2 separate regions of the Homo sapiens genome follow, and region 2 is linked to region 1. Evidence: chromatin loops called from intact Hi-C (ENCODE). Cell type or tissue: ovary. All regions are shown on one strand. Links, peaks and the distances in the headings refer to the core of each region. The heading gives the core; the rest is flanking DNA.

The links. Hi-C counts contacts between places; a loop is a spot of excess contacts. Peaks named below come from ENCODE experiments on the same cell type or tissue, not always from the same donor. Only the 100,000 strongest peaks of a DNase experiment are listed, where the experiment ranks them.
Region 2: it touches region 1 in a loop (3-fold over the local background); 2 of 110 quality-filtered maps call a loop at or near these places.

Annotation. Positions count from the first base shown.
Region 1 is chr1:2,373,978-2,379,970 of GRCh38, reverse strand. It overlaps MORN1 (MORN repeat containing 1), which reads left to right. Exons shown (of 14, transcript NM_024848.3): 7 at 5,414-5,510. Among named protein-coding and RNA genes, the nearest start is that of MORN1, 15 kb to the left of the region's middle. RefSeq lists a silencer at 4,542-4,736. In ovary, for the core only: no CTCF peak of the experiment used is centred there; a DNase peak (open chromatin) is centred at 3,520.
Region 2 is chr1:2,172,511-2,177,921 of GRCh38, reverse strand. PRKCZ (protein kinase C zeta) reads right to left here. Exons shown (of 18, transcript NM_002744.6): 14 at 3,906-4,025; 15 at 3,089-3,168; 16 at 2,609-2,698. Among named protein-coding and RNA genes, the nearest start is that of PRKCZ-AS1, 8.7 kb to the left of the region's middle. RefSeq lists an enhancer at 1,748-2,356 and a silencer at 3,910-4,076. In ovary, for the core only: CTCF peaks have their summits at 1,725 and 3,434 (motif pointing right); DNase peaks (open chromatin) are centred at 1,731 and 3,431; H3K4me3 peaks cover 608 bases; H3K27ac peaks cover 1,312 bases.

The DNA.
Region 1 (5,993 bases), core at 1,186-5,185:
TTCCCCTCCTGGGTCCTGTGGGTGATGCTGCTGTGAATACGGCTGCACAGAGAACTCTTCAAGGCCCTGTGGGCCACAGCCCCAGAGGTGAGACTGCTGCATCGGATGGTGATTCTGTTTTTAATTTTTGAGGAACCGCCATGCTGTTCTCCACAGCGGCCTCACCCTTTTACCTTCCTGCCCACAGTGCACACAGTTCCAGTTCCTCCCCAGCCTCACCAACACTGGTTATTTTCTGTTATTTTTGTAAAAGGTTACCCTAATGAGTTTAGCCCTCTTAACAATAACCACAATTGAGATGCAAGCCCACCCACTGTCAGCCGTGGCCACCACTGCGCACCCGGTCTCCCCCTCTTTGACGCTTCTTGGCAGCTGTAGTCTCCCCCAGTCCTGGCCACCAGCTGCCCCCACCCGTGAGCACCTGCCCCTCACCATGTTTGGTGCTGCCAGGCTTTGTGGAGTGCCTTTGTGCACAGGAGTTTGGCCTTTTGACTTCTTCCCTGGGAGCTTAAACCATCGATCAGGGCCACGAGGTAGGCGCTGGGACCTTCTTGGACACTGAGTTGCCTCTTAGAACTGCCCTGCCCCTCCAGCCACACCCCAACCAGCGCCGGCTGTTCGTTTATTTTTAGAGATCATTTTATGTTCTGAAAAGACTAGAAAGTGGTAAGTCCTTTCTTCTCTCTCTCCTGGCCTTCACCTCTGCCCACCTCGGATCATGCCCTTGGCACCTCCTACATCAGCTCTGATCCACCCATCTATAGTAGGAGAAACTCAAGGAGACATCGGCTGCTACCCAGGCACCATGAGCTCAGGGTTGGTGAGGCCCCTCCGGGAGACCTGTTCTCCCTCTCGACAGCAGGTGTGTTTTCTGCAAACCGTGTCTCCTGCCTTGCAGCCAGTATTCCTTAATGCAAAGCTCTATGAAGAACCTTTTTTTAAAAATGCATTCTAGAAAAAAATGCATTCCTGAAAATAAACGTGTTACAGCTTCTTCTGACGGAAAATAAGAACAGCGGATCCCAAAGCAGAGAAGGCTCCTCTTCCACAGGGACAGGAGCCACGCGGCTCAGGCCGGTCCCGGAAGCCACAGAGGTCCTGGGCCACGAGCACCCCCACCAGCCTGTGACGCCTCAGCCATCTCCGTCCCCCACACTCCTAGTTTACAGCTTACTGCTCGACCTCCCAGGACCCGAGGGCTTGGGCAGGCCCCACACGTCCTCCAGAACATCCTCGGTGGGAGACGGAGCAGACAGAGTAGAGGCCACACGTGTGTGTGCACATCAGAGTGTCTCCTACCCATGTTGGCAGCAGCGCGGCCCTCCGGGCATCCCTGGCTGTATCAGCTGCGCCGTGAGTGTTGGCTGTCTCACACGCCAGCTTTCCCGGAGTTGCCGCTGGGTGCCGAGCACCTGCTCACTGCACGGAGCAGGTGGCTCCTTCTGGGCGGCTTTGCCTGCCGCAGTCCCCGAGCCTCCTCTCCTCAGCTGGGCGTGTGTGGGAATGCCCAACCGGGGGCCTCCACGGGGCCTATAGCCTCCACGTTTGGGCCTACTGCCCTTGGACCCAGGGGTCACAGTCCAGGAAGCCTGGGCCAGTGGGGGACTCCTGGGGTGCATGTAACACTGAGAATCATGTAGATAATTTGGGGTGTTTGAGCACGCATGGCCTGTGGGGAGTCTGGCCGGCTTGCCTCATGTGGACCCCCCACCACCCTGGGGCAGAGGAGGGGGCCGGCTGTTGGGGCCGTCATGGAAGCACTAGGGTTACACTAGGGCAGGCCCCATGTCCCCTCTGGAACTCCTCACAGTTCACACCTTGAAGCCCAGGCACTTGCGATGGGACCAGCGAGGTCAAATGCAGGACCCCTGGTCCTCACTGTTACCATGAAGTGATGCAAATGGCCGGTCTTCAGAAACCAGAGCTAGCCCCACCCGTGCCACCAAGGCACACCAGCCCCTGAGCAGTCGCAGGGCCCAGGCAGAAGGGTCCGGCAGGCTCCTCACTCATGACGTGGCCTGAGGGGGCTGGGCAGCTGGTCCTCGGAGCCCCCACCTGGTGCACCAGGCCGTGAACCTCAGCAAAGGCCCCGTCTCTTGATGCCCAAGGTTTGGCAATGGTTGGGGGTTACTTTCTCCAGACCACAGCACCCTCGAGGCCAACACTGGGGAAAGCTGGAGCCCCTGCTCTTCACCCCCACCTCCCAGGGCTGTTGAACCCCAAGGAGCACCAGACCCAGGACCCCCCCAGGAGGGCCAGAGGCAGGAAGTGCCTGATGGTGCCAGGGGAGGGTGGATGCCTGACTAGGGCCTGAAAACAGAGGGCATAGCTTCCAATAAAGCATGGAAAGAAAACAGCATGAATGGACCAGAAGTGCTTCCCATTGGGAGAAAGAAGAGCACTCACAACCTCTTCTGCCCCAGGCTGCTTGGAGTGGGCCAGCGCCAGAGCAGTCCCTGCACCAGCCGAGCCGTCCGAGCTTGTCGACTATCAGGGAAGGTGTGAGCCTTCGGCTGAGTGGTGCTGGGAGCTGGGGAGAGCCGAGCACTGCCCGGGGCCTCCTGAGTGCTCTGCCACCCGGCTGGGCAGGGAAGGGAGGGCCCCTCACAGAGGACACCCTTGTGGTCCTGGGGTCGCCTTTGTGACCGAGGGGGACGTATGTGTGTCACCATCATCCTGCACGACTGCTTCCTGACTTTGGAACCGCTGTTTGCCTCTGTGTTTTGGGTGTGGACCTGGACCCCAGTGGCCCTTCCCCAAAGGTCGTGTGACCACCACCACCTTCCCGTGTCCCGTACCGCACACCTGTGCTCACCTGGGTGCCAGGCAGTGGCCCAGCAGGGAGGAGGAGGGTGAGCAGGTGGCAAAATGCCCATTCCTCGGTCCCAGCCTGTGTGTGGCTGAGGCCCCGCACGTAACTCTCCACGCTGGGCATCGGCCTGGACTGTGCCTGGGTGCTCCCTGAGGCCCGGGTGGGAGGCAGCTGCTCCAGGACTCTCAGTGTCCCAGTCTGTGCCGTCAGCAGGAGGATCAGGAGCCTCCCCTGCACCCTATTTAATAAGCTCTTGCTCGTTCCTGCTTGGGGTACATGAAACAGAAACAGCCGAATTGTCAAAGGTGTGATTGATAACGTGAATTAGACAAGACCGGGCTATTGGATCAGTTGAATTGATCACTCAAATGTGCTTGGACTGACCAAGTGCTGCATGAAAGCTTGCCTGGCTCAGCCCTCCCACCCGGACACCAGCGGTGGGTACCGAGGATGCCAAGCCCTGACCTGATTGCTGCGCACCCAGGGAGGGGGATGCCAGGCAGGCTCGTGCCACATACGTGAGCCGCAGCCCCAGACCAACCATGGGAGGAGCCACTCACCCCAAAGGCGGGCTCTGCACCTCTGCATTTCTCATGACTCGAGTGTGTCTGGCTTCCCCTGCCCAGCCACAGCCTCACTGGGTACTCACCCTGGACGCCATATTGCAGCTGGTGTCAGCCCTGCCCCGCAGCTCCACCTCCCTCCTCCTGAAAGCCCGGGGCACCTTCCAGAGGCCGAGCAGGTGGAAGGGGGCAGAGACCAGACATCGCCATTCTCATCACTGACGGTGACGGGGGCCCCGGACGCCCTGAAGAGCCCTCAGCTGTGCGCTGACTCGCGCCTCTCCCCGTCCAGCGTGAATGAGATGAGAGACAGTGAGGACAATGGTCCCAGGAAGGGACCCTCAAGAGATGCCAATCAAATGCGTTGGACTCTCACCCAGTTTGGTGGGAACGTCTGGAGTCATAGGACAGAGAGCTGAGGGGGCAAGGCTGAGGGGAGGTGCTCTGTGGATGCAAGGGTGCCCACGGCCTCCAACAGGGCATGGCATGGCCTCCAGGCATGCCGTGCAGCAGCAGTCAGGGCAGCCCATGGACTCTGCGCCAGTCCTTGGTAGCTGAAGCCCAGAACCACTCTCACCTGACCCCACATGTGGTCAGCTCTGGGGCCCCCATCCACTGTAGTTGCCAGTGTGGATGGTGCTTGCCCAGAGCCCAGGGTGGCACGGTGAACCGGACTCTGATCTTCAGGGCAACTGTCTAGGCCGATGGGGTGACGTCAGTGGTGCGCTCAGCTTGGAACACTGCAGGAATGCAGCCGGGTGGGTGCTGGCTGGGATCTTGGGGTCTGGGAGCTGGAGGAACAAGAGCCTCAGGAGCAAGGGCCCTGTCCAGACAGCAGCCGGGCCTCTGCCCACCTGGCACCCCGAGCTGGCTGCCCAGCCTCTCCTGAAGCTGAGAGCTGCCTTTTTGCTGCCTCCGGGCACCCACGCGGGCTGCCAGTTGTCTCGGATCGGAGCCCCCTGCCTGGAGGCGTGAGCCGTGCTCCCAGCCAGCAGCTGTGAGTTGCCCCCACCCTGCCCCAGCCCTTCATGTACTGTGGCTCTCCCTGGCCTTTGGGGCAATCCAGTCGCCTTCAGGACTGTCTGCAGAGGCCCTGTCTCCCTGCAGCCAGAGAGAGCTCCAGCGCCATCCACTTGTCCCTGATCTGCCACACTCCTCAGCCCTGGCCCTCGGCCCTCGCTGTCTCTTCCCACACATCCCAGGGCCCAGGATCCGTGGAGAAGCCCCAGAAGGCACACGCTGCGCCCTGCAGACCTGCCACCGCTGCCTCGGGGTTCCCCTGGGAAAGGCACCCAGGGAGGGCCGGGCAGGGAAGCAGGAGCCCACTTGGCTCCTGCCAGAGAGTGAACAGAAGCAAAACGTGCCTTTGGTTAATTTTTCTTCTAATAGAAGTAATTCAGAGTCAAATGAAATACCATTTAAATTTTCCATGAAAATAATCACCCTGCTATTTCACATGATTTTCCCAGGCTTTGTTGTATGACTTGGAAACCAGGCTTGTTATGAAGGAGGCAGAGTTGGGGTGTACAGCGAACAGGCATTTCTCCCAAGCTCACGGGCACATTTTTTCAAACTGTGTTTTTTAATTGGCCTCTTCATGTATAAATGAACAGTGTAACGGACAAGCAGGGCACCTTAATCCCAACGCCACAGTCGGCCAGTTTGCGGGTTCAGGCCTCCTTTATGATACATGCCACAAACACAATATCTTTGTATTAAAAGGATTTTTTTTTTTTGCTGAAATGTGCCCCTTCGAGGTTTTGTTTGCATTTTATATACTGTGCCGTTGTTCCCATACCTCCTGGCATCGTTAAAATTCCAAAGGGAGTATATTTTGCAAAGCAAATTGGATTGCATTCTAATGAAACAGTTTCTCACCACCGAGGGACAGGCTGCAAGGACCCTCGAGACGATGTGGTTTTCTAGCAGCCTTTGGTCCTGGGGCCCTGCTGTAGCACCAGGAAGCTGCAGTGCCATGCGGGGACCCACAAAAGCCCCTTGGGAGCCACCAGCCTGAGCCTCACCCTTCTCTCTGCAGGGACAGTGGCACAGCGACGTCTTCAGTGGACTGGGCAGCATGGCCCACTGCTCAGGGGTCACCTATTATGGGTTGTGGATCAATGGCCACCCAGCAGGTAGGTGTCCCTGCCTTCCTGTGGGCACTGTGAGGTCCACTGTGGGGTGTGTCCCTGGCCCCCGGGCAGCCATATGGGAAACACTGACCAAGAGCACACTGGGGAGGGGTGGGGCAAAGTGGAATATAAAACCCCACCCCTTTTAAGGAAAAACATGTTCTAATCTGATGTCAAAAGTGGTCCTGCTGCAAGTGGGGCTTCCCGGACTTGGGGCCTGAGTGTCTGGGGGTGGCCTCGTCATGGCTGCGCTGTCCCCCAAGTGGCCTCTGTCCAATTTCCCTGAGCCCTCTGCACTGTGATGTGGCCACAGGGTGGCCTCGGCTCACAGAAGGACCAGCCAGTTGGGCCTCCTCTGGGGGCTGCCTCCCGAGCCACCCTCCCTCTCCCCATGGTGTTCCTGGTGGCCTCTGGGTGGCCTCTCAATAGATTCCAGGATGAGGGTGCCACCCCAGGGGTCAGTCTAGCCAGGGACACAACACTCAT
Region 2 (5,411 bases), core at 1,038-5,037, 200 kb after region 1:
AGAGGCAGGGCCGGCGGTCGGTGGCAGAGGCAGGGCTGGCAGTCGGTGGCAAGCCCTTCGCAGGCCTCTCAGGCTGGGATGGAAGTCACAACACAGCCCGCAGCAGCCAGGAAGAAGCAGGGTGATGGAAGCCGCCCCTGTGGGCAGCCACGGGGGTGATTCTGCAGTGGTGGGACCCAGGTGGGAAGCCAGGGCCGCTGACTACCTTCCGAGAGACAGCCCGCGGCAAGTGTGTGCCAGAGATCACCTGGCGTGCTCGCTGCAGGGACGCAGACCTCTCCCAGCTAGAGGCCAAGGGTGGCTTCATGGTCTCCTTGAGTTCCGGCTCGGGCAGGGTTGGACTCACACTCAGATTAGACAGTGCTCCGAAGAGAAGGAGCCCGTCACTCCACAGGCAGCCATCTGTCCTCATCTGTCCACTCCCGGTAAACCAAGAGTGGTTGAGAGACAAGATCAGGGGCCCGGCTGGCACCAAGGCTGCACCCAGGATCGGGCTCTCCCTGGATCCCATGGTGCTGGTGGGCCCCATACGGTGGTGGGCTTGGAAGAGAGAGGGTGGGAAAGGCACGGGGGAGACTGAGCTGAGACGGGCGAGGGGAGGTGGCTGGGAGCGGGGATGCTGGCTCCTCACGTAATTCTACTAAGCACCTGCTACGGGTTCAGCCGGGTGGTACCTGGACCTGAGTGTGTGTGTGGACCGGAGGGGTTCTGTGGGCCAGAGACAAGGGGATGCCACCACTAACACCAGCTAGGCCAGGTGTGGCCTGAGATAGGGGAACGCCACCAGTAACCCCACTAGGCCAGGGGTGCCTGAGCCAGAGAAAAGGGACGCCACCTCTAACCCCGGCCTGGGCGTGAGGATGACTGACAGTTAGAACCAAAGGCAGATCTCTTCTCCCTTATGCTACCAGAGGCATAAATTTAAATGAAGAATTTGCGAAGGTGATTCCGTGGCAGGTGCCTATGCTCAGAACATTTCTAAGTGTGTGCATCTGACAACCGCACGACAGAGAATGGCCCCGTCCTAGTTTGGCAGCAGCCCAGCTGGGCTCTGGAAGGGCTGTATGTAGGAAGGGGTGTGGGCACGTTCTGACCACTTCACTCCCCACCTTCCCCCACGGTCCCACACATGCACAGGCAAAGCAAGGCCTTCGACTAGAAAGTGACTTGTTGGGCTGTGTGGACAAGGGCCCCCACTGACCACAGGGGCCAGGGAGTGACCTCCCACGCTGGCCGAGGCTGCCTGGAAAAGTTGGGTGGGGTGGAGGACAGAGCTAGAGCTGGGCTTTCTCCTGATTCAGTTCAACCTCCTCCAAAATGCACTGAACGAGCTATCCAATCTGCTTTTTTCCTTGAGAGTGTATTTTAAAGGTTTTATTTCAGTAGCTCTGCAACCATTTACACAGCTGGAAACAAATTCCACAGACGCTCCTCAGCTTCAGACAAGGTCACCTCCCAATAAACCCTCCATGTGCTGGAAACATCCTAGGTGGAGACTGCGCTTCCCACACAGAACCCACGACCGAGCGGCGCTGGAAACATCCTGGGTGGAGACTGCACTTCCACACAGAACCCACGACCAAGCGGCGCAGCCTTACCTGCCTTAACCTGACAGACACACGCCAGCCTACAGTCCGGCAAAACCCCCTGCACGCAGAGCCCCTCGGGACATTCGGCCCCCTCCTGATCACGTGGCCCGCTGGGGCTGCAGTCACCGCCCCTCATCACAGGAGAGTACTGACCTCATACGGCCAGCTGGGGAACGGTCAAAACTCAAAGTAGTTTCTACCGAATGCACCCTGCTCACACACCACCGAAATCAGATTCCTAAATCGAGCCAGTGTACGTCGCACCCTGTCCACAGACTCACTCTCCTTCAATACCCGACGCTAAAGCTCAAGCCGTGAACGCTGCGACTGCTGGTCCTGTCCAGTAACTGCTGATAAAACCGGCCATGAAACCAAAGCAAACGCCCTTCTCTAGGCCGGCCCCCACTATCAGATCCCTGTGGAACCAACAGCCAATGTGCTCACAGGTCAGGACGCATGTGCCGCTAGCTCCTGGCGGCACCAAGCCAGCACAGTCGAGGGTTGCCAGGAAGCGCCATGGGCCGAGCTCGTCCGGCCCCTCACTCTCCTGGCTCCGGAGGACGAAATGTGTCTCCCCATCCCTCCTCGGGGCCCTGGAGGGTGGTCCCCCATTCCCAGCTGACCCTTCTGGGAGACAGGAGCCTTGGCTCCACGCAAGTGGGGCCATGTCAAAGACCAGCCCGGCGGTGCGCGAGCTCACACAGCCCACCCGGCCCACACAGCCCCGGCTCTGTCCACCAGATTATAGGGGTTGGAGGGGTTGGGGGTGTAGGGGTTGGAGTGGGGTTGGGTGGATATTGGGGTGGGGGTTGAGTTGGGGGTTGGGGTGGGAGTTGGGCTGGGGGTTGGGTTGGTGGTGGGGTGAGGGTTGGATGAATTTGGGGTTGGGATGGATATTGGGGTTCGGATGGGGTGGGGTGGGGGTTGGGTGAATATTGGGGTTGGGGTTGGGATGGGGGTTGGGTAGATTTGGGGTTGGGATGGGGATGGGGGTGCAAATAGGCTTTGTGATGCTTTACCAAGTCCCAGTCTATGCTGCGGAAGAACGCGTGGGACTTGATGTCAGAAAATCCAGTCTGTGGCCGGCAGCCGAGCCTCTCTTTGGGGTCCTGGAGGTCAGAGTTCAAACAAGGACAAGTCAGCCCCATCCCGGAAGCCCCATGACCCCCTCTCCTTGGTGGCCACTCCCAGTGCTGACAAGCCCTCCCCCGATGCTCTGACCCAGGTGGTGGAAATCAGATGTTTCCTTTATTGAAAGTTCCTTCCCCGTACGTTAAGCTCCGTTCCATTTTCCTTGGGCACACATTCTCATTTTGTTAGGTGTGAGTAAAAACGGACGATTCACAGAACACAGAGCTCAAATACTGAAGCGGAAAATCAACCCACACACCCGATACACAGCAGCCGACATGAAAAAATGGCCAACAGCCGTGCCTGGCCCTCTGCCCACCAACACCGAGGCCACAAACGAGATTTTGTCAGCATGGCCAGAAACGTACCTTATTTAAAAATCCTTTTAAAACATGGGAGGCTTTGACGGACAGGAACCGGGGGATCCGGATGGGCTTCTCCAGGATCACTGCAAGGGCGGAGCCTGGTGAGGACTTGCCTGTGTTGTGTGCCATTTGCCCAGTGCCGCCCAGACTCTGACTCTGAGCAAGAGCTTTGGGAGCTCAGCCTTGGGGCCCCGGAGCCCCTCCCTTCCTACAGCCCAGCAATATCTATAACCCGGAGTCCCGCCGGGTCCTCCCTGGGCCTCCTGGTTACATGCGCTGGCACGTGTCGTAGGATCGGACGTGAACCAGCAGCTCCCCTTCCTCAGCCCCAAGATCGCAGGTACACGGGTGCCTCTGCAGGCTGGCCACCAGAGGGCACCGCGGAGACAGCCGCGTTCCCAGATCCCACATCCCCACAGCACTGAATTCCAGACCAGGAGCAGGTCCCGGGGCCTCCAGGTGGGAAGGAGCCCATGATGGTGGCTGTGGGTTTTGGGGGTGGGGGCTGTGCTTTCAGCTCGGTACAGCCTCGGTCAAGGACATGCTGGGGCTCCAGCATGTGCTGCTGGCCAGGGCAGGAGGGAGTTGGAGCTGAATGGGGACAGGTTCTCTTTCCTGCTGACCCACAGGTGTGGTAACCCCACCCCACGGCCCGGGGAGTGGCATGTGACACAGGGTCTGGCCAGGAGGAATGGTTCCCGGTACGCTTTGCATGGCACTGCCGCTCCAGGCACCCGCGGGACCCCTCCACCTGCACCTTTGAAAAGGAAGGAAGACAGTCGTGCAGGTGAGGGGTACGAACGCACAGCGGGGCACGCACCTTGGAAAAGGTAGTCCTCTGTGTTCATGTCCGGGTTGTCGGTGATGATGTCGAACGGGGAGCGCCCGGCCATCATCTCAAACATGAGGACTCCCAGCGCCCACCAGTCCACGCTGAACCCTGGGGGAGAGCACACAGCCATCACCGAGTGGGGCCACATGGGCCGGCAGCAGGACGAACCTGGCTGGCGTTGGTTTTCATGCCCAGTTGACACGAGTGTGAGCCAGGCTTGAGCAGGCGGCACACAGGCCTCTGTGACTTCCACTTCCCAAACAGAACCAGCACCTCCACCTGGCAGCTCGGCCTCCCTGCCACCGTCCCTGACACTACGGAGGTCTCCCAGGCTGCCTCTGGGCTGTCGGTCCTGCCAGGGCACCTGTGACCACACCGGCACGAGGCACTGGTGGAACCTGCGGACGACCCTCCTCTCTCGTTTCTGCTTCTACAGAACTAAGCTTGAAGAAGCCCTTTCGCTGCAGTAACGGAAATACTCTCCTGTGTTTCCTTCTACAGCCATTTTGTTTTTTAAAAAGGTTCAAGTAGTCAACCTGTTGGGAATGTGTTCCAGCGAATGAGGGGTGGGAGACCCTGACCCGTTTTGCCCAAGGACAGCAGCTGTCTCTGCGTCCCCGGAAGTCCCCCTGGTCCCTGCTGAGGTGAGACGCTGCCGCTGTCCCACACGGAATCCCCATCCCAAGCTGGGTTCTAGACTATATTCCAGTCCTCCAATCTGCTGTCTGTCCTTCTCTGGCTACTGAGACTTCCATTGTGGCCGCTGGGGAGCCCAGTTATCCCAGCGGCGAGTGACCTGCCCGCCCTGCCTGCCCCACACCCATTCTGATGGCAAAAAAAATGTGTAAAAATGTCTGAAGGCACACCATGCATGCCTCATTGAAAACACCAGGATGCAGAAGTGGGTGGAGTGTGTACAAACACAGTATGCATGTGCACACAACACACATGGATGCCCGACACACGAACACTCAGCCCAACGGCACACACGCACACAGGGCTGCACACGCGTGCCCACGTCCCCGTTTCACACACGCACACACGGCTGCACACGCGTGCCCACATCCCCGTTTCACACACGCACACACGGCTGCACACGCGTGCCCACGTCCCCGTTTCACACACGCACACACGGCTGCACACGCGTGCCCATGTCCCCGTTTCACGCCCAGAGAGGGGAGAGGAGCAGAAACACTCTGGTGTGCACGGCGTCCTCAGCCGCAGGGCCTGTGGGGTCCTGTCCACACGCTCCTGCACCCCCTGGGGCTCCCCAGACAACAGCTTCTCCCCCAGCCACTCGTGCAGCACGGGGACTCAGGTGCTGCACCCTGTCCCACCCCCGCTTTCTGTGTCTTTCCCCTCCCTGTGCCCCGGGGCTCCCTGGCAGGAGGAATCCTGTGCAGTGCCCTCCCCAAGGAGCTGCTCAAGTGGACATGGGAGGTTTTCCAGAATTCAAATAAGGGGCTGAGGCCAGATGATGACATCCGGCTGGGA